Linked DNA regions of Homo sapiens: region 1 is linked to region 2. Evidence: read pairs that join two places in POLR2A ChIA-PET (ENCODE). Cell type or tissue: Panc1. All regions are shown on one strand. Each heading gives the region's core, and the rest is flanking DNA. Links, peaks and the distances in the headings are about the cores only.

Evidence for each region. Peaks named below come from ENCODE experiments on the same cell type or tissue, not always from the same donor. Only the 100,000 strongest peaks of a DNase experiment are listed, where the experiment ranks them.
Region 1: POLR2A ChIA-PET joins it to region 2 with 15 read pairs; 2 of 35 experiments call an interaction of 5 or more read pairs at or near these places.

The regions. Positions count from the first base shown.
Region 1 is chr2:189,668,833-189,679,817 of GRCh38, forward strand. ASNSD1 (asparagine synthetase domain containing 1) reads left to right here. Exons shown (of 6, transcript NM_019048.4): 6 at 1,609-1,999. The coding sequence ends at 1,894. It overlaps ANKAR (ankyrin and armadillo repeat containing), which reads left to right and starts at 5,838. Exons shown (of 23, transcript NM_001378068.1): 1 at 5,838-5,998; 2 at 7,624-8,259. The coding sequence starts at 7,659. It overlaps LOC105373793 (a long non-coding RNA gene), which reads right to left and starts at 5,453. Exons shown (of 2, transcript XR_923692.3): 1 at 4,999-5,453; 2 at 4,288-4,561. RefSeq lists a silencer at 5,494-5,913 and an enhancer at 5,964-6,223. In Panc1, for the core only: a CTCF peak has its summit at 5,652 (motif pointing right); a DNase peak (open chromatin) is centred at 5,759; H3K4me3 peaks cover 1,611 bases; H3K27ac peaks cover 1,104 bases.
Region 2 is chr2:190,932,861-190,943,845 of GRCh38, forward strand. All of the region lies in intron 14 of GLS (glutaminase), which reads left to right. Among named protein-coding and RNA genes, the nearest start is that of GLS, 58 kb to the left of the region's middle. In Panc1, for the core only: no CTCF peak of the experiment used is centred there; no DNase peak of the experiment used is centred there.

The DNA.
Region 1 (10,985 bases), core at 1,197-9,196, 1.3 Mb before region 2:
TTACCTATATCATATTTCTGAAGGTAGTGAACAAGTACAGTATTTGAATAAAACTTTCTAAAACATTAAGTAAGGATAAAGGAAGATGTGACATTTAGTTATAAAGAGCAAAAATTCATTCAAGTAGGCTAATTGATTAAGTGGTAGTTTATTACAAGGGTGCAAGCATCCAAGAATAGGAAGTCCAAGTAAGCTTCATGAGAATTAAACATACTACACTTTCTCTCCCTCTCTCTCTCTCTCTCTTTGACTTCATTGTTTCTTGTCTCTACTTCAGTCTTTTCCTCTTTCCACTGACTTGTAGTTGCCTTTACACAGTTGTCTTTCTTAAGTTTCTGGTCCTAGCCCATGTAAAAGTTTAGCTACTATGTCATTATTCTGTCATAATTTTCAAGATTTCACTATAAACTGATAACTAATGCCATAATAAAGTCCGTAAACTGTTAAACTGTTTTCTCTTTGAAGGACATGAGAGAGGTAGAAATTCAGTCTGTTATTTCAGCTAGGTCATAGAGAAAGGAATTTGTCTAGTAAAAGCCCTTACTTATGAAAGTATTATATTATGCTCAAATAAAAATGCATATGAAGAATGTTTAAAGCAGCTAATACAGAATTGTGATATAACAAATATAGTGGCTAGATCTAAATAATTTATTACGTATCTTGACATACATATTAACAGTAGTGTGTTGATTTGATTCTCTAGTTAAATTTGCTTTTGCAACTCATTCATTTTTATGTAATATTCCAGATAACAAATGTCTTTGTCCTTTCCAATCTCTTAACCTAGAATAGGATGTAATAAAACGGAAACACTAGTGTAACTGTATTGCATTTTGAGATGTGGGATGGTGGGTGTTAAAGTATTTTAAACAGAAAAAGAACATAATTTTCTAGAAATTGGGGAAGGAAAAGGGCAGAAAGTTTTTTTTTAATCGAATATTTTGTTTCTAGGTCATCCCAGAATTTAGGGGAAAAAAATCTAATATTTTGTTCTGTTACAGTAATTTATCACCATTTAATTGGTTTAAGTATAATTAAACAATTTTGAGTAACAAAATTTTACCATAAGTGTTTTGCAGGTTCAGGACTGTGGAGCCCTTCTATATTGGTTCCATATCCCTAAAGTGTCATTTCTTTAGACCTGATAAAGATCAGACACAGATTGAATAGTTAGTTAAGATCATGCTCGTAGGCTAGGTGCGGTGGCTCACTCCTGTATTCCCAGCACTTTGGGAGGCCAAAGCAGGTGGGTCACTTGAGTTCAGGAGTCCGAGACCAGCCTGGGCAATGTGGCGAAATCTCATCTCTACCAACAAATACAAAGATTAGCTGGGTGCGGTAGTGCTCACCTAGGCAAAAAAAAAAAAAAAAAATCATGTTTGTTTTCAAGGCCTCCACAAAGATACCTTGTAAAACAATTTGAAATTATTTCTGGACACAATAAACCTAATTTATTTATTGAGATTTAGACTATTTTGTAGTATATGTATTAAAATTAGTCATGTTGTGAAACAATTTGGTTAAATTTTAGCTATAAAACTGTGTATAAATCAAAGCAGGTTGATTTTATTTTTACATAGTGGTTATATTATCTGTCTATTTTAGATTTCCTTTCCTGGATGAAAATGTTGTCTCCTTTCTAAATTCTCTGCCGATTTGGGAAAAAGCAAACTTGACTTTACCCCGAGGAATTGGTGAAAAATTACTTTTACGCCTTGCAGCTGTGGAACTTGGTCTTACAGCCTCTGCTCTTCTGCCCAAACGGGCCATGCAGTTTGGATCAAGAATTGCAAAAATGGAAAAAATTAATGAAAAGGCATCTGATAAATGTGGACGGCTCCAAATCATGTCCTTAGAAAATCTTTCTATTGAAAAGGAGACTAAATTGTAATGTGATTCACAATGTAACAATATAAAAATAAGTTTTTATATAATTATATAAAAGTAAGATACTCTGCTGCTTTACTATTGTATAACATAGTAGTTTTAAAGTTCATTTGGTTGAATTTTCATTTTTTCCTGTCACAGAGCTTCTAAAACCATGGAATTTCCTTAGTGATAGGGAATATCTTTTGTTGTTCATAATAAGCCCCTTTTGATCACACCTGAGTTTATGCTAATGCGTTGACTTAGGGTGAGGTCTCTAAATAGCCTTTAACACCTGCAGCTTGGGAGGCCAAGGCAGAGGGATCTCTTGAGTCCAGGAGTTTGAGAACAGCCTGGGCAACATGATGAAACCTCATCTCTACCAAAAAAAAAAAAAAAGTACAGAAAATTAGCTGGGCATGGAAGCATGTGCCTCCCTACTCAAGAGTCTGAGGTGGGAGGATCACTTGAGCCCAGGAAGTTGAAGCTGCAGTGAGGCTAGGATCATACCACTGCACTCCAGCCTGGGCGACAGTGAGACCCTGTCTCTAAAAATAAAAATAAAAACAAAAATAAAAATCAAGTGATTAGAAGAGTTGGAATTTCATCCCCACCCACCAACCTCTGGGAGGGAGAGTGGTGCTGAAAATTAAGGTCTATTAAACTTTATAAAAACTCTTGAACAAGATTTGATGAGCCTCTGGTTTGCTGAACATGTGGAGGTGCTGGGAGTGTGGTATGCCCAGAGAGGACAAGGAAGCTCCCTCTCATCTTAATTTTTTTTAATACTTTGCCTTATGCATCTCTTCAATTTGGCTGTGCCTGAGATGTATCCTATATAATAAGCCAGTAAACATAAGTATTTCTATGAGTGCTGTGAGCCATTCTAGCAAATTATCGAACCTGAATAGGGGGTCATGAAAACCCCCAGTTTATGTAGCTGGTCAATCAGAAGTACCAGAGATCCAGACTTGAAATTGCCATCTAAAGCAGAGACACCTTATGGCACTGAGCCCTTAAATGGAAGGATCTGACACTCACTCCAGGTAGATAGAGGCAGGATTAAACTGTAGGATACCCAGCTGGTATTCAGAGAGCTGGAGAATTGCTTGGTAATTCTCCACACATCTGGTGGAAAAAATCCACACATCTGGTGTCAGAAGTGTTGTGTGAGAGTGAAGAGAAACAGTTTGTTTTCCCAGACTCACTCTCTTTGATCACTCCATCCAGAAATGATTCAGTTCCCTCTCTTCAGGGACCATGGTTTAGACAGGGTCCTGTTTCATGGATAAAAGAACTACAGGTTTAAAGAAGCTAAACAATTTGCTTGAGGTTCATCCTCCTGAACAGTACTTGTTACTTCTATTACATCTTTTTAGGCAGCTCATTTTCCCACCCCAGTAACTTTTAAAGACTACAGTTGACCCCTGAACAACACATTTGAACTGTGCAGTTCCACTTATATGTGGATTTTCTGCCTCTGCCACCCCGAGACAGCCCCTTCTCCTCCTCAGCCTACTCAACCTGAAGACAAGAATAATTACGTCTTCCTCTACTTACTATGTCTTGCCTCTCATCCACAGTCACTCTCTCCACCTTTTTGTCTATTTACTCCAACCTGACATCCACCCACATTACTCAACTGTTAACTGCCATACCAGTGTCACTGTGAAATCTGTCCATTAGGATCGACACCATTTCTGGATCTGGCCACCCTTTGATTCTTTAATCACAGTAGCAAATAAATTTTAGGATCCGGACAAACAGGTCAGTAACCTGGCAAAGGCTTTCACATGCCCCGAATTTATTCCCTGGAAGATGCAATGTTCAACCAAAATTTAGATACTGCCTACATAGCTTTCATCCCTCAATCTGAAAGCAGACAACTTCAAGTGTCTGTGTGGGCCTGAGCACTAAATTGACATTGCTTATATTGGGAGTAGATGAACTTAAGAGGTTTGCCCCACGGCCTAGAATTGAATATTATAACACCAATACAGTTTAATACTGAAAATAGCTATAACTTACATAATGCTATATTCCAGGTGCTACTCTACTCTATGAGATTTAAATGTATTAATCAGTCAAACTTTTATAAGGAATTTCCAGGTCATCTGCTCCACCAGAATACTGAGAGAGACAGAGAGAGGATACACATGCATGTGTGTGAACCCCAAGAGGGCCTGGGCATTTACAACCTTCTGCTATTCAATCCCATTAGCTCTGGGATGGAGTTCTGTGTTGATCCTTTAAAAAATGAGGCATCTCTTTCCGAAGATTTGAGACACATGGAACAAACCATTTGGCTACCCAGGGGGAAACAATCCTTGAAGTAGGAGAATGTACATATATGGTTCATATTTCTTAAGTGCAAACATGCAAATCTTTGTAAAAAAAAAAGCCCTGGAATAGTCCTCATAAATTTATTAATATTTATTTCCATAGTAGCTAAAATAATGACATGGTTACTGGAAGAGAAATTCTGCCCCAAACAGTCACCAAGAACTTCCAAGCTGCTGCATTCAGTGGAAGTTTGTTCTCATCTCCCCTGACCGAGCAGCAGCATCCGATAAAGTTGGCCATTCCTTTTTTTTTTTCCACACACTTCTTTGGCTTCTGTGACCAATTTTGGTTTTCCTCCTGCCTTCTTGGCTGTTCTTTTTGTCTTCTTTGCTGACTTCACTCTCTCTACCTGACGTTTAAATGTTAAATTTCTCAGGTCTCTAATCCTTGGTTCTCAACTCCTCATTCTGCACGCTCTCCCTTGGTGATTTCAACCCCACTCCTGGCTTCAATTACTATAAATCTGCCAAAATTTATACATCTAACCCCTACTGCCATTCTTAGCCCAGAACTGTTTATCTAAAGCATATCTCACATCTCAATTTCTCTCACAGGTACTTCAAGGTCAATTAGTACATAACTGAACTCTTAATCTTGCCCTGATATCCTGTTGCTCCTGACAGAAATGTGGTTCTGACTTGGACACAACCTTCTTTTTCAACATATCCCCAATCTGTCACCAACAGGCAACCTCATTATTTTTCAAATCTGTCCACAGTCCCTGAGCCCCACCTCCACTGCCACTACTGTAGGCTAATCCTTTGGGATGAAATTCAAAATCATTACTCAGCAGCCTGCATGATCTGTCCATCGCGCACCTCAGCAGCTCGGTTTGTGCCCACATCTCTCTTGTTCTCTAAGCAGGGTTTTGCGGTTTCTCAACCATTTCAACTTTGTTCTCACTTCAATTCTTTCTCTCCTGCTGTTCCCTGTTCCTGAAAAGCTACTTGTCCAGTCCTTTGCTTGGGTAGCTCTTTTCCATCTTCTAGGCTCGGAGGGGAAAAGGGCACTTCCTTAGGCAGCCTTTCCTAGCCCTGGGCTAGGTTAGCTTTCATTCGAGTGCTGTCATTCCATCTAATATTGGCACACTGTTAAATATAGCTGTGAGATGATCTGTTCAACTGTAAGCTCCTTGGGGTTTCGTGTCTGCCCTGTTTTCTAGGGTTTCCAGCTTGTAGCTGGGTGCCTGACTCATAATAGGTGTTCCATAAATGCTTGTTGAATGAAAGAATGATGATGGAGGTGGTATTCCAACTCGGGACTGCCTCAACGCCCGGCGCTGTCTCCTCTGCTACTCTGTTTCGGTGTTTTAGCAGAGGCAGATAGTGAGGGCGGCACAGTGCCCACGGCATGCCGCTGGACTAAGCGCTAAGCGGGCTTGGGATGATGCGCACGCGGGGGGTCTGAGCCAGCCAAGGGGCCGGGCGCCGCCTGGGGGCGCTGCGGCTGCTGCGGGACGCACCAGGCCTAGTCGCCCGCAGGCTCCGCCCGAGGAGCAGCCCAGCCACCCCAGGGCCCGGAGGACCAACCGCTTCGACCCGCGCCCGGGCGGCGGCAGTGTTGGCCGGCGAGGCGAGGAGGGCCGGGCCGCCACGGTGGGGCGAAAAGCCCTGAAAGTTCCTCTCAGTTCCTTCCGGTGCGCCTCCCGCTCGCCCTTGCGGAGGCCCTGAGGGCGGATTCAAGGCCCCGCGAGAAGCCATCTGAGGCGGCGACGACTGTTCTCAGCCCCACGGGAACGCCGCGGACGCAGCGTCCCTCTCCCGGACAAGAAAACAGCCATTCTAGAGTAGGTTCCTCCCCTTTCCTTGTTTTTTCCCCTTTCCCGTGCCCATGGCTGACGCGAGCTGCTTTTGGACGTGGGTCCCGGGCTTGACTGGACAGACGTGGGTTCTGTTTCTGAAAGGCGTAAAACCTCAGACTTGTCCTGCAACCTCCTGGTCTCCGTTTTTGCCTCTATAAAGTGGGCATAACAAGGTCTGACTCACTGACCTGGGGTCTCAGGTGTGGCGCCCAAACCAGCACTATCAGCATTTCCTGTAACTTTACTAAAACGCATATTTTCTGGCCCCACTACAGCTCATTGAATCAGAAACTCAGTGGTGGGATTCAGCGATTTGTATTTGAACAAGCCCCAGGTGATTTTGATACAAGCTAAATTTTGAGAACCACTATATAATAGAGACCAATCAGATGAAATAAATCAAACCATTATATAGTAAAGAACCTGGCTCAATAAATAGTAGTTGTGGTTATTATTATTTCAGGAATAGACAGGCATTCATTGGCACAGAAATTGAAGGTTAAGCAAATGCTTCTTTCCTTTTCTTTTTCTTTTTTTTTTCTTTTTTTGAAACAGTGTTTTTCACACTTGTTGCCCAGGCCACCGCAACCTCCGCCTCCTGGGTTCAGCCTCCTGTCTCAAGCCCCGCGAGTAGCTGAGATTACAGGCATGTACGACCACGTTTGGCTAATTTTGTATTTTTAGTAGAGACGGAGTTTCTCCATGTTTGTCAGGCTGTTCTCGAACTCCTGACATCAGTTGATCTGCCCGACTTGGCCTCCCAAAGTGCTGGGATTACACGCATGAGCCACTGCGCCCCACCCTTTTCTTTTCTTTCATGCAGGTCAGTATAGTCTTGCTTTAAAAAACTGAAAACAAAATAAATATCCATATGATTTGGATATTTATCCCCTCCAAATCTCATGTTAAAATAGATTCCCCAATGTTGGAGGTAGGGCTTGGTGCGAGGTGTTTGGATTATGGGGGTGGATCCCTCATGAATGGCTTGGTGCTTTCCTGGCAGAGTGAACTCTACCTCTGAGCTCATGAAAGATCTGGTTGTTTAAGAGTAGACACCTCCCCTTTCTCTCTATTGTTCCGTCTCTTACCATGTGACACACTGGCTCCCCTTCCCCTTCCGCCATGATTGTAAGCTTGGTCTCACAAGAAGCTGAGCAGATGCTGGTGCCATGCTTGTACAGCCTGCAGAATTGTGAGCCAAATAAACCTCTTTTCTTTATAAATTATGCAGTCTCAGGTATTCCTTTATAGCAACACAAACAGACTAACACGAACATATACAAAAGAATGCCTCTCCAACAACAAAATAGGTATGTAACAGTAGCTTCTCACAGATAAACTTAACGTTTCTTTTTGACATACATCTTCTTGTCTTTTGAATTCTTTGAAAAGCAGAACATGGTTAATGATAAAGGTTTTATAATTTTAATTATTTTAATTCAAATTTCAGTTTTCATATACTGCAGTTATTTTTAATTTGAAAACTATAATGGTTGACCATGAAAAATTAATCTTATGTAGGTGAAAGGTACAGATTTATTTCTAGACAAATCCAGTTTCATTGGCATGTCAGATTTTATTGATAATCTTTTCCTTCTTATTCATTGCAGAAGCTTCAAAAAGGACACACTAGATTTAATTAGAAATGTTAAGATTGCCCAAAAAAGGATTACCTAGATTTGAGCAAGTTCAGGATGAAGACACCTACCTGGAAAATTTAGCAATACAAAGAAATGCATCTGCTTTTTTTGAAAAATATGATCGGAGTGAAATACAAGAGTTACTAACTACTGCACTAGTTAGCTGGTTGTCTGCCAAAGAGGATGTGCGCTCTCAAGTAGACCTCCCATGTGGAATTATGAGTCAAATGAATAACGTAGGCTTCTCCACTGCAATCCTACTGACTCCCGTGGACCCTACTGCCCTCTTAGACTATAGAGAGGTCCATCAAATGATAAGAGAGTTGGCTATTGGAATTTATTGCCTAAATCAAATCCCTTCCATCAGTTTAGAAGCTAATTATGATCAGAGTTCTTCTTGTCAATTACCTCCAGCTTATTATGATACCAGAATTGGGCAAATTCTGATCAATATTGACTACATGCTGAAAGCACTATGGCATGGAATATATATGCCCAAAGAAAAACGAGCTAGATTCTCTGAATTGTGGCGTGCCATCATGGACATTGATCCTGATGGAAAACCTCAAACAAATAAAGACATTTTTTCAGAGTTTAGTTCAGCAGGTAAGAGAATTTAACACTTCTTAAATTTTTTTTTTTTTTTTTTGGAACAGAGTCTTACTACGTCACCCAGGGTGGTCACGAACCCCTGAGCTCAAGCCATTCACCCACCTAGGCCTCCCAAAGTGCTAGGATTACAGGCATGAGCCGCTGCACCTGGCCACTTCTTAATTATTTTTATTCAATGCCATTTTTAAAATTTTTAAATTTTATTTCGATAGTTTTTGGGGGAACAGGTGGTTTTTGGTTACATGGCTAAGTTCTTTAGTGGTGATTTCTGAGATTTTGGTGCACCCATCACCTGAGCAGTGTACACTGTACCCCATGTGTAGTCTTTTATCCCTCATTTTCTTCCTACCTTTCCTCTAGAATCCCCAAAGTCCATTATATCATTCTTATGCCTTTGCGTCCTCATAGCTTAGCTCCCACTTATAAGGGAGAACATAAAATATTTGGCTTGCCATTCCTGAGTTACTTCACTTAGAATAATGGTCTCCAACCCCATCCATGTTTCTGTGAATGCCATTATTTAATTCATTTTTATGGCTGAGTAGTATTTCATGGTATATATATTTTCTTTCTTTCTTTTTTTTTTTTTCTTTTTTGGAGATGGGGTCTCCCTGTGTTGAACAGGCTGGCCTCGAACCCCTGGCCTCATATGATCATCCCATCTTGACTTCCTAGAGTGCTAGGATTACAGACATGTGCCACTGCACCTGGCCACCACGTATTCTTTATCTACTCATTGGTTGATGGGCCTTTAGACTGGTTCCATGTTTTTGCAATTGTGAATTGTGCTGCTATAAACATGCATGTGCAAGTGTCTTTTTCATATAGTGACTTCTTTTCCTCTGGGTAGATACCTGGTAGTGGGATTGCTGGATCAAATGGTAGTTCTACATTTAGTTCTTTAAAGAATCTCTATACTGTTTTCCATAGTGGTTGTGCTAGTTTACATTACAATCCCACCAGCAGTGTAAGTATTCCCTTTTCACCACATCCATGCCGACATGTATTATTTTTTTATTTTTAAATTATGGCCATTCTTGCGGGAGTAAGATGGTATCTCAGTGTGGTTTGATTTGCATTTCTCTGATAATTAGTGATGTTGAGCATTTTTCATATGTTTGTTGGCCTTTTGTATATCTTCATTTGAAAATTGTCTATTCATGGCTTTTGCCCACTTTTTGATGGGATTGTTTGTTTTTTTCTTGCTAATTTGTTTGAGTTCCTGGTAGATTCCGGATATTAGTCCTTTGTTGGAAGCATAATTTGCAAATATTTTCTCCTACTCTGTGGGTTGTCTGTTTACTGATTGTTTCTTTTGCTGTTTAGAAGCTTTTTAGTTTAATTAGGTCACATCTATTTATGTTTGTTTTTGTTGCATTTGCTTTTGGGTTCTTGGTCATGAACTGTTTGCCTAAGCCAATGTCTAGAAGGGTTTGTCCGAGTTATCTTCTACAATTTTTATGGTTTCTGGTCTTAGATTTAGTTCTCGATCCATCTCGAGTTGATTTTTATATAAGGTGAGAGATGAGGATCCAGTTTCATGTGGCTTGCCAATTATCCCAGCACCATTTGTTGAATAAGGGTGCCCTTTCCCCACTTTACATTTGTGTTTGCTTTGTCAAAGATCAGTTGCCCATAAGTACTTGGTTTTATTTCCGCGTTCTCTATTCTGTTCCATTGGTCTCTGTGCCTATTTTTATACCAGTACCATGCTGTTTTGTTAACTATAGCCTTGTAGTATAGTTTGAAGTCAGATAATGTGATGCCTCCAGATTTGTTCTTTTTGCTTAGTCTTGCTTTAGCTATGTGGGCTCATTTTGGTTCTATATGACATTTAAGATTATTTTTTCTAGTTCTGTGAGGAATGATGATAGTATTTCTATGAGAATTGCATTGAATCTGTAGATTGCTTTTGGCAGTATGGTCATTTTCACAATATTGATTCTACCCATCCATGAGCATGGGATGTGTTTTCATTTGTTTGTGTCATCAATGATTTCTTTCAGCAGTGTTTTGTAGTTTTCCTTGTAAAAATTATTCACCTCCTTGATTAGGTATATTCCTAAGTATTTTATTTTATGTTATGTTATTTTATTTAACTTTATTTAATTTTGTTTTTTGCAGCTGTTGTAAAAGGGATTGAGTTCTTGATTTGAGTCTCATCTTGTTTGTTGTTGGTGTATAGCAGTGCTACTGATTTGTGTTCATTGATTTTGTATGCTGAAACTTTACTAAATTCCTTTATGGCATCTAAGAGGTTTTTAGATGAATCCTTAGGGTTTTCTAGGCATATGATCTTATCATTGGCAAAAAGCCACAGTTTGACTTCCTCTTTACCAAATTGGATGTCTGTTATTTATTTCTCTTGTCTGATTCCTCTGGCTAGGACTTCCAGTACTATGTTGAATAGAAGTGGTGAGAGTGGGTATCCTTGTCTTGTTCCAGTTCTTAGGGGAAGTGCTTTCAGTGTTTTCCTGTTCAGTATAATGTTGGCTGTGGGTTTGTTATAGAGGACTTTTATTACCTTAAGGTATGTCCCTTCTATGGCCATTTCGTTGAGGGTTTTAATCATAAAGCAATGCTGGATTTTGTCAAATGCTTTTTCTGCATCTATTGAGATGATTTTTGTTTTTGATTCTGTCTGTATGATGTATCACATATATTGACTTGCATATGTTAAACCATCCCTTCATCCCTGGCACGAAACCCACTTGATCATG
Region 2 (10,985 bases), core at 1,984-9,983:
AAAGAAATGGGTTCTAGTTTCAGAATGTTTCTTCATTTAATCTTTCAAACATCTTTAGCTTTTTTTTGCAAGTTATAAATATTTATTTGAGGTATTTTTTGTTCTCAATCTTGGGTGCTGGAGCCATAAAGCTTTTTTTTCCTTTTAATCTTTGTATAAAGGCAGTAGATTAAGAAGTGCATTTGTTGGTCTTTAAAAAGTATTTACAAGTACATAAATTTGCTTTATTTTTAAAAATACAAAAAGGAAAAATTTAAATTTTTTTTGATGTAATTAAAATGTTAACTATGTGGTCAGATAATCCCATTTTACAATAGTAACAGAAAATTGTAATTCTTAGTTCTAAAATTCACAAATTAAACTCATAAGTTTTGTTGCATTTTGTTTTTTCTTTTCCATTTTTAAAACTAATGTGATGTCTTTAGTGGCAATAGAAGGTACTTCTATGCTAAATACAAAACTAAAAAGGCAAAATAATGAACCCCAAATTATTTTATTTAAAATAGCAGTGGATTATAAAATTAGCTTGTGTTTACATTTATGCCATTTTTGGTGATAGATTGGCTTTACATTTTAAAAAATTTATTTAAAAATTTATCAAATGCTTTAAAATATGACTCCTACTTTTTTTATTTTGCAACTCCTCTGTTCTGTCAGAGTTGTTATATACAGGAGTGTCTTATGTTACTAAAACATTCCAGCCAAAGAATTTCAGATGTGAGATAATGATGTTTCATCAATAAAAAGCTATAATGGTTAGTTACTCAGAAGGAGAAACAGTGAGTGTCTTCAAGTGAATTGTTCACCTAAACAATTTTATTTTCATATTATCCACATAACTTTTTCTATGTTATATTTAAATATGAATGGCAAATTTTGGTTTTTAGCTTTTACATTTTATTATCTTAATTTTATAAATGCTAATATTTCTTTTGTGATAAGTTATAGCATCTCATAAAGTTTGTTCTATTTGAAGTTTTTTAGAGTACTTGAGAAATGAATTTAGTCTGCAGGTAGTAAGTATGCTACTAAAATACGTTAGATCTAAATCCTTTTATTTGGTATAAAAATGCAATATTGAGAATCAAAACTTGTTTTTAAGAGAACTATAGATTCTACACAACCTGATTTCAAGTAATTATTCATAGTATTTATAGTTGTCTTGGCAAAGTGATTGTAAAATTCTGTAGGACCTATTCACACTTCTTCCTTCTTCCATATACTTCTCTGGTTTTCCCCATAGTTCCCCTATAATTTCAAGTTTGTTGAAACCTGTTAATTTTAGTGGGGGATTAGAAGAAAAACTTGGTGGTTTCTTAGCATGATGGTGTATGTATGTGGTAATGGAAAGTCTGTAAAAGTAAATATAGTGTAGCAAAAAAGATTTCACTGAGTATTTTAGATACTAGTGCAAATAAAGATAGAAAATCTTGATCATAATGTCTTAAGTTTGGGAACTGTGATATTAAGAAAAGAAATTCCCTTCTAGAGGTGCTGGCCAAAAAGCCTTTTGGGCTAACTTAAGTATTAAATTTATATATTTAAATAATTATATTTTAAGTTGTAGAGGATTTTCCCAAGGATTTTATGCTTACTTGAATGTTCTTTGAATGTTCAGATGCATATCCTAACTGGATGCTTCTCAAGGCCTTACTGCATATTTGTGTTGCATATTTATGTTAGTTGCACCAGGGCCATTTGTAGTTTGGGCAACCGAATGCCTTAATTGGAAAAAAGGCATTGTGGTTTCCCCTATGATCTAAATTGTTACATTTTACCATTTCATTCCGAAGTTGGTTTTACTTTATTAAATGAAGATTTAGTTTTCATATCGTATACATAGCTGTATAGATTTCAAAATTAGGTTGTTAATTTGTGTCACTTACTATTTTTGTGTTGGTAATGCTTTAAATGCATACTTAAAAATGAAGTACTGTTATCTAAGCTACTGTGTTTAGAAAATGTTAAGAATGAGCAGAAATTTTTATAGAAAAGTATAAACGGAAGAAGAGATAAGATACTGCGAATAGGCCCTCAAACTTAAAAAAGAAAAAACTTTGCCAGTTTTAAGGACATATTTTGATTCTTTCAGTATTCTTAACACCTTTTTAAACAAAGTTCTTGATAGTACCCACTATTATTGGGTTTGTTTTATGCCATTATTGATTCTTGATATTCAAGCATTTACAATGTAGCATATTTGATTTTCTTTTTTCTTTCTTTTTTTGGCATCATTAACATTTCATTTGAAATGCATATTGTTCTTGAAGTACTTTGTTTTTAGCATAAATGTTGTGCATTTTATCTTAGTGTTTGGATGAAAACATTTGTGTTGTTTAGCTTTCATTTGCTTTGTATATTTAATAATGTACCTTTATTTTCCAGTATGCCTACATTTTGTATTGCACAATAAATTTATTTTAAGCTGATTTTATTGTTTTTTTTGTTTTGTTTTGTTTTGTTTTTATAAAAGCAACTTCAACATTTTAAGTACAAATACAGTTGGGATTTTAACTTAGAAAAAATTATTCTTTATGAAGATACTGTTAAAGTGTTTGCTATTCTGAAGCTGCCTCAAAGTAAACTAGAAATATTCAAAAGGGCTTTATTTGATTTTTTAAAATGCAATATAGCATTAGTGGTTTTTTTGGGAGGAGGACTTTTCTTATTGGTTGTACTAGAAGTATTTGAATAAAAACTTTTCTCTCAATTTTTTTGGTGGTTTTTCCATTTGGTAACTTTAAAAAAAGTGCAACCCTATTTGTAGGTTATTTCTGCTTTCTGAGGAGGAATATTGTTGTTATTCACTATGTAACTCTCATTTTATCTGTTGTTGCCTAAATAATAGGAAAAACATTGCTAAACCAAATGAAGAGTATCATCATATTGCTTTAGAATAAAACTGTTAATCTCAGTAGAATTTATATTAAACAGAATGACAGTGATACAGAAATTCACCTTAACTGGTTTCTGAGGGGATTACATTTTCAGAAGGAATTTTGTATATTTCCACAGCATGATCCAAATTATAGTACAAATTATAGAGGCTCCATGTATTGTAGGTCAAATATAGTACTTTACATTTTTATGTTTAATTAAATCTGCCATTCATATTCTGGAGATTCCTGAATATATTGTAGAAGTTTTAAAACTATTTGAAAGGGGAAATACTGTTGTTTACATGAATTTGTATTAATCTGTGGGATTTTTAAATGAAGTTCTTTTAGAATTAGTTAATAAGGAGTTCCAGTATAATGATATATTCAATATATGTAACAGTTTATGATTACTTGCTTTTAAAGATTTTTTTAAAAAATTTATTTGAAGTAAAGAGAGAGGAGACTTAAAATACCTGGTGATCTTGATCTGACAGTGTATATTTAATAGGCATATATTTATGTGGAAAGAACTGCTGAAATATACTGATATGTCAGCCTATATCCTGATAATTTATATATAATGTGTGGGTTGCATATGTTTGTGCATATGTATATACGTTTGTGCATACATATATATGATTTCCTTATCTATGTACCTTAATCTACCCATTCATATTCTGAAAATGATGAGCAGTTCTTTTCACATTGTGTACTATGTATAAATTATTCATTGATCTATTCCTGTTCCAAGCTTTGACACAAAAGAACCCCTAAAATTTTTGCTGCCCTAGAATTGGTAAAGTATAACATACTTTACTTCTTCAATTTGACTTTAAAGATTTGTGGTTTCTGTTACCATTCCCATTCACTACCAGGACTGCCAGGGTAAGAGAGTAACTAACAATATTGGGGGAACTCTGGAAAAGTGAAACCAAGAATATTAGATTTCATGTGGAATTTAAAGCACTTTCCAAAATGTATTATAAGGAAGGATTGTATTTTTTAAATTGTTTTTGACTTAAAAGAAGTAATGCACTTATATTGAGCAGTTTATGGAACAGTTTTATTTAGTTACTGTGGTACAGTTTTTAGTTTTAAGAATCTGTTTTACTATTCATCTGTAAAAAGTTTGGTTTTTCTCCTACATGGCCTTGAAAATGCTAGAAAGCATTTTTTAAAGGTATACGATCAGAATACTTAACGTGTGATTTCTTCTCAATTACTTCTCTACCATTTTATATTTAATGTTGTATTTGCATTGTGTAATAAAACCAAAACCAGATGTTGGAGATGTAGCATAAATGGAAATTTGTTACCATGCATGATGGCCTTATGCTCAGATTTTCATTTAGACTTACTGAGAATGGACTTTACCTTACTCGGTCTTTTCTCTGTCATGTAGTTCAAGGGCAAAATTATACATAAACATACACTCAAGTATATCCAAGTTCAACTATTTTTCTTTTATTTCAAATTGTAACAAAGTTAAAAACCTTTGTTTGTTAACATTGCTTAGAAATGGAAGGAATTTAATTAGAAATGGAAGGAATTTAATTGGGTTGGGGGAAGTTCTTTTATTTTATACCCCAACCTCCAGCTAGTAGTTTATTAATCTGAATACCATAAAATGCACATGACTTTGAGAAATTTAGAAAACTACTCTAAGAGGATCTGAGGCAATATTTATCCAACATGAAACAGCGGGCAAAATGTGATGTTTCGTAGAGTTCTTAACTTTTTAAATAGTAATAGAAAAGGTACTTATTTTTAAAATAGTATGTTAAGTAGACTGATTATAAATGCTTATTTAACAAAGTGATTCTGTTACTATGGTCTTAAAATGTTTTCTATTTTATGAACATAGGAGAGGAAGAGAATTTAAGTTGACTTTGTTTGCCATTTCTATTTTGTAGATTGTAGATCTACTTTAGTAATTTTTGTAAGTTGTAGCTAATAGAGATTTTTTAAATATGCCATGTATAGAAAACCTGTTTTCATAAAAAACTTTATAATGGCTTCCTGATCCATTAACCCTTAACCAAAATGAATAGGATACTAATTAGCACTTGGATTGCATTGCTTTTTTGGCGGAATCTGTGGGTTTTTTTTTTTTTTTTTGTAAATTTCATTCACCAGTAAATTACAGAATACTTATTATTGAAAACCATCATGTATTGCTTTAAAACAAAAGTTATAATCTTGCCCTCAAAAGGCAAGCGTTAGAAACAGGTGAGCTGGTGCCAACTGCTTCTGTCGGTTAATCTTGTAACATTTTTACTATACATTTAACTCTAAATCTCATTTACTAATTATGGAATTTTTTTAAAGAAAAATTATATACCACATCTCAATGGCAAAGAATAATTCATTGTATTTATTTTTAAGCCATATTTCAATATCTGAGGATATGATTTTTCTGTACATAGTATGATTAAAAATAATGGTATTTTTTCATTAGGTATTTACCTTGCTGAAACACTTTCAGGCCTTAAAACCACAGATAATTAAAATTATCTATTTGGAAGGCTTAGCTTTTGAAAGAAAAAATTCTTACCCAAAGTAGTTTTTAAATTTCTATTTTCATATTATGTTTCTGGTGATTTATGTTTATATAATGAAAATCTCCTCTGCACAGCAATTATATTTGGAATCCTGAGCTATAATTAAATTTATATTCTGTAAAACAGCCGAAGGCTTTCTTTTGTTTTTAAAACATAGTCCAACCTTTCTAGAATTTTGATGTACTTTTATTTACCATAATCTTATATATTTTTTAGAATCACAGATTTGAATTTGAAAGTAATCTTAAATGTTACCTGGTACAGACTCCCACCCCACTCAGCCCCCTTTTCCAGGTTTCCTAGCACTTTGCTTTTTCTATTAGCATATTTAGATTTTTTTCTCTTGAGGGGGTTGGTCTGTTTTGTGTTTTGTTAGGATGGACTTTCTGTTTGTAGATGTTTCTGTTTGTGGTTTAGTTTTAATGAGAGAAGCATAATTGGCAGTAGTTAATGTGACTATAAGTTATTTGGCAGATGGTACCATCAGCATTTATTAAAACTAATTGTATTTTTCTAGTAAGCAGTCTTATGTCCCAGTTGTTAAAAATTAGTAAAGTTAGAAGTAAATGTTAAAGTTACACAGTAGTTCTAAAAATAAAACATTACCCTGCAATCTTTGAAAGAAAACTGTAGCAGAAATGTAAATCTAAAAATAAATGTTACATCACTGGCTTTTTAAAATAAATTCCTTTGAGGTTAGATTAAATATATAAGTAAAACGATTTTAAATAAATAGAAGACTAGTCAAGTTCTAAACAAATGGTTTCTTAAGAAAAATTTGTTTTCTTTGCATGTTAGCTCTTGGAAAACATGCAAAATATCTAGCTACTTCCCTTGTTTATTTTAGACATTTGGATCTGTGAGTGGCCCCCAAGTTTCCTAATTTGTCTGTTTATTTACTCTGTCTATAGTACATGTTGTCTTCAGTATCAATCTCCATTTCATAGTTCTGGAGTTTTAATATTTATGAAGGACTGTGTGTATTGAGTTCTTGAAATATGTTAACTTTTGAAAGGCTTTGTTGACTTACAAAATGTTAAAACTTAAATATTGTTGCTCTCAAAATATTATAGTATTGGTTTCTTAATTCTGAAAATTTAAACTGCCTGAGTAGCTCTTCTCCCTACAAGTTTCAGTATAAACTCATTCAATATAAAGTCTGCTTGCTTTTATATTATGCATTCCAAAATAAAAATGATGAAATATTAGTATCAGTTACACAAATGTAACTACTCACATTTGAACCATTTTATTGTAAAATTCAACTTTCAATTATGATAATCAGTCTCTTGCTGAACTTTTTAGATCTAGATGAGAATTATAAATTTTTGTTATTTTATATGTGTTATATGTGTTTATATATGTTTTATATTGTGTTATTTCACAAATCATCACAAAAGGGCAATTTCAAAGATTCTTTTGAGAGGACAGCTTAAAGCTTAATCCTTAAGGCTTGACTTTCTTCTATTAAATGAGATTGATACCTAAAATCATGGTATAAATTATTAATTGAATTCCACCCAAGTTCTGTTGTTTTGTTCTTTCTCACAGTCATTCCAAATTAAAGATTTTAGTTGAAAAACTCAGAATATATTATCTAAATTTCAAATATTCTATTTTTTATTGTTTCATATTATAATTTATTTTGGGCCAAAATGAGGTAATTTAAAAAATTATATCAAAGTTACTCAGGAAATGGGTTTTCAGTTCCGTATCTTTATATATGTTCACTTCCAAATCTTTTGATGTTGACATTTGCCATTGTAGTTTAATTTTCTTTAAAAAGTTCGAAAGAAAACCACACATGAAATGTAAAAGTCCAAATTTCTCTTCTTCAGTATAATATAGCTTATTCTTTATTTATTATTTTACTTAGATCCTTGAAGTATATGCATCATTGATCCAGGTCTATGCACAAGATTTATAATGTAAATAAAGAATGAACTAAATAATACTGTTTGAGATGAATATTTGAATTGAGATGAATAAACGTTGCATCTAATGCACAATGAAACTTCATTGACATCTGATGAAATTACAGTACAAGTGATTTTGTTAACATTCTATGGTGACTAATACTATTAATCCTTTTTAATCATACCAATAAAATATTTCTGCCTTAATGTCTCTTTTTACTGGACTATGAAGAAACAATTCTGCTGTTAAAGGATAACCAAAAAAATAACTTCCACCTATCTGAATGCCCTTATTCTGGCAAATTAGCAGTTTTATTGTAGACGTACCCACTTTAAGTTGCTCTGCTTCTCTTCTAGAATTGCTTTTGTAATAAGTGTAAATTTGTAGTCAGATAACTCATTGCTTTTATGAAGTTGCTTTCCCACTTGTGTGACCTTAAGAAAGTGGCTGAAGTCCAGGATTCTTCTGGCTTCCTGGTTTCCATTTCAATATTTTCAATCCCTGTTTTACTTAGTTAGCAAACTTTTTTTTTTTTTTAATGCCTTCTAAATAGGAATTTTGTTCTCCTCATGTTGTTTTCTTCTCTTCATTTCTGGTACCCAACCAATATCCAAGATTAGATCCCTCTATATAAATGAAAATGTATAACCTTTAAAATTATTTTCTTTTGGTCTTTTTTTCTACCAAGTAAGAACTAAAAAAGATTACCATCCCCCTCAGCATTTCACTAGTTTTTGTTCAAACAGCACACAAACAGAATTATTTCAAGATATTTAGCTAATTAAATTTGATTGTGCAATTCAGATCTATATAAATTAACCTTAGCATTATTCCTGTGCTTTATTATTCACTGATAGGTTCTTATTCAACTAATGTTTATTTCTTGCCTAATATGTGCCAGAAACCGTGAAGTGTTTAGGATATGCAGTGAGTGGTTAATGAGACAAGTATGATCCAACTTGTGTTTGCAATTAAGCAGGGATACAGGTACTGAATAAATACTGAAAATAATTAAAATGGTAATAAGTGATTTGTTAATACTGATGCATGTAGATCTAATTCATTTTAAATGTTACAAAATAAGTTACAAAATGGTATATGCCATATGATGCTATTTTTGTACATCTATAATAAACTTTATGAGACACAAATATGCAATGTAGTTACTAATAAAACTATAAGAACATGAACACCAATCTTTAGATAAAGCTTACTGCCAGGAGGGAATGGAATGGATGCAGAGAGCATGGTTAGCTGTATCTTTAATGTTTCATTTCTTTAAAAAATATTTCAGCAAATATAATGATAATGATAGAAAAGTAAAAAAATGCTAGGAGAGGGTACAATAAGAACTTGTTTTGTCTGGGTGGTTAAATATGGTTGGTTTTCACTGGAAGGTAATACAGTGTGTAAGTTTTGAAGGAGTCAGAGGAAATATGGAATAGTGTTAATAGGCTAGTCTGACTTGAAGGCCCCAGAACAGGAAGGAGTTTAGCACATTTGAGAAGGGGAAAGAAGAAGGCAAATGCGCTGAAGAAGAGTGAGGTGAGGTGGATGGAGATTGGCTGTGGATGACTCCTAAGAGATGGGGCCATATTATGTAGAGTGGGCCTTCTCATATTTCGATGTACATCAGAATTGTTAGAGTGTCTTAATTTTAAAATACAGCTAGCTTCCTGGGGCCCATTCCTACAGTTGGATTCAAAAATCTAAATGTTTAATGTGCACCCCAGGTGCTTCTGCTGTAGGTTGTCCTCAGGACACAGTTTGGGAGACATTTCTGAAAGGTCTTATATGCTATATTAAGAATTTTGGACTTTATTCAGAGTTTAGTGTGAAACTTTGAAGACTTTTTTTTTTTTTTTTTTTTTTTTTTTTTTGAGACGGAGTCTTGCTCTGTCTCCCAGGCTGGAGTGCAGTGGAGTGATCTTGGCTCACTGCAAGCTCCGCCTCCCGGGTTCACACCATTCTCCTGCCTCAGCCTCCCGAGTAGCTGGGATTACAGGGGCCTGCCTCCACGCCTGGCTAATTTTTTGTATTTTTTAGTAGAGACGGGGTTTCACCATGTTAGCCAAGATGGTCTCGATCTCCTGACCTCGTGATCCGCCCGCCTCGGTCTCCCAAAATGCTGGGATTACAGGCGTGAGCCACCACACCCGGCTGAAACTTTGAAGACTTTAAAAAAGGGGAGAGAATGATTTGGTTTTTAAATACTGCTCTGCGGAGAATGGATTAAAGAGAGAGAAAGTTGAAGTTTTGGACTCGAGATGTGTTGGTGGCTTGGACTAGAGGTGAGAGAAATAGGTAAATAAGAGATGTGTTTAAGAAATAGGATTGGCAGCACTTGGTGATCGTTTTTGGTGGGTGAAAAGGAATGCGATATCAAGCTGACTACCAGGTTTTTAGTATGAGCAACAGGGCCAAAGCTGCTGCATTAACTAAGATGGAGAACACTGGAAAAGCAAACCTTGGGAGTATGGGAAGAAATTAGTTTAACTTTGGCTATTGTAACAATGAAGGATCTGTTTGATTGTGGATATCAGGAGGTTGATTGACAGTGCTTTAAACATATGGGGGTTATTTTTCTAATATAACAGAAAGTCTCAGGGACTATCAGGGAAACCAACCAGGGCTAGTGCCATTAGTAAGGTAAACTTCTGTTACACAAGCCTTAAGTGTGTTGATCTTAGAAATCACGCCTATCAACTTAGAGTTGCAAGGTGGCTGTTTCATCTTTAGCCTCACCTGTATGGCCAAAGTGGGAGAAAAAGAAAAGAGTGATATCTAAATCTAAAGAAAGAAGCTTTACTGGAAACTCACCTGACGCTCATTGACCAGACTAACTGCAAGGGAATCTGGGAAAGTGTTTTTAATTGGACACAATACTACCTTTAACAAATAGAGGTTCTGTTAGTATGGAAGGGGTGGGTAGTGGATAATGGTTAGACAACTATCAGTATGTAGAAGCTAGCTAATGTTTGAGATATTTGTGAGATATCTAAGTAGTGATGTTGAGTAAGCAGTCAGATTTAGGCCTAAAACTTAGAGCAGTGTAAGTTGGAGCTATAATTTTGTGAGTGGTCAGTATGAAGAGTAGTATTTGAAGCTGGGGTGGTGTGTGAGATTGCTTAAGGTGATAGTATAAAGTGATAAGGAAAGTGTATCAAAGACAGAACCCTAAGAAACCATCATTTTAAAGGTAAGATAGAGTAGGAGAGGCTTCCACTAGGGAAAGGTGGCCAGAGAAGAGAAAATCCAGCATAGTGCAATATCAGCAGTCAAGGAAAGAGTATTTTAAGGAGTTTGGAGCATTGAACTGTATGAAAGCATAGATAATTTAGTAAGATGAGGGTTTTATATTTACATGATGTCCTTTCTAAATTTTTTTTAGATAGAACAATTGCTTTATTTTTTAGTGTCTTAAAATATGCTTTTCTCCAGCAATTTTCTGTATTATATGTTGGAGGAGCCTGCTATGTAATTTGAATAATAAAGTGGCTATGAAAGTGCTTTGAAAAGTTACAGCATTAGAGAAACATACTGTTATTACACCTCTTCTGTGAGTATGCTCCATAAAGCACACATGTTGAACGTTTCACAATAGAAATGTGAAATAAACATTGAAGAA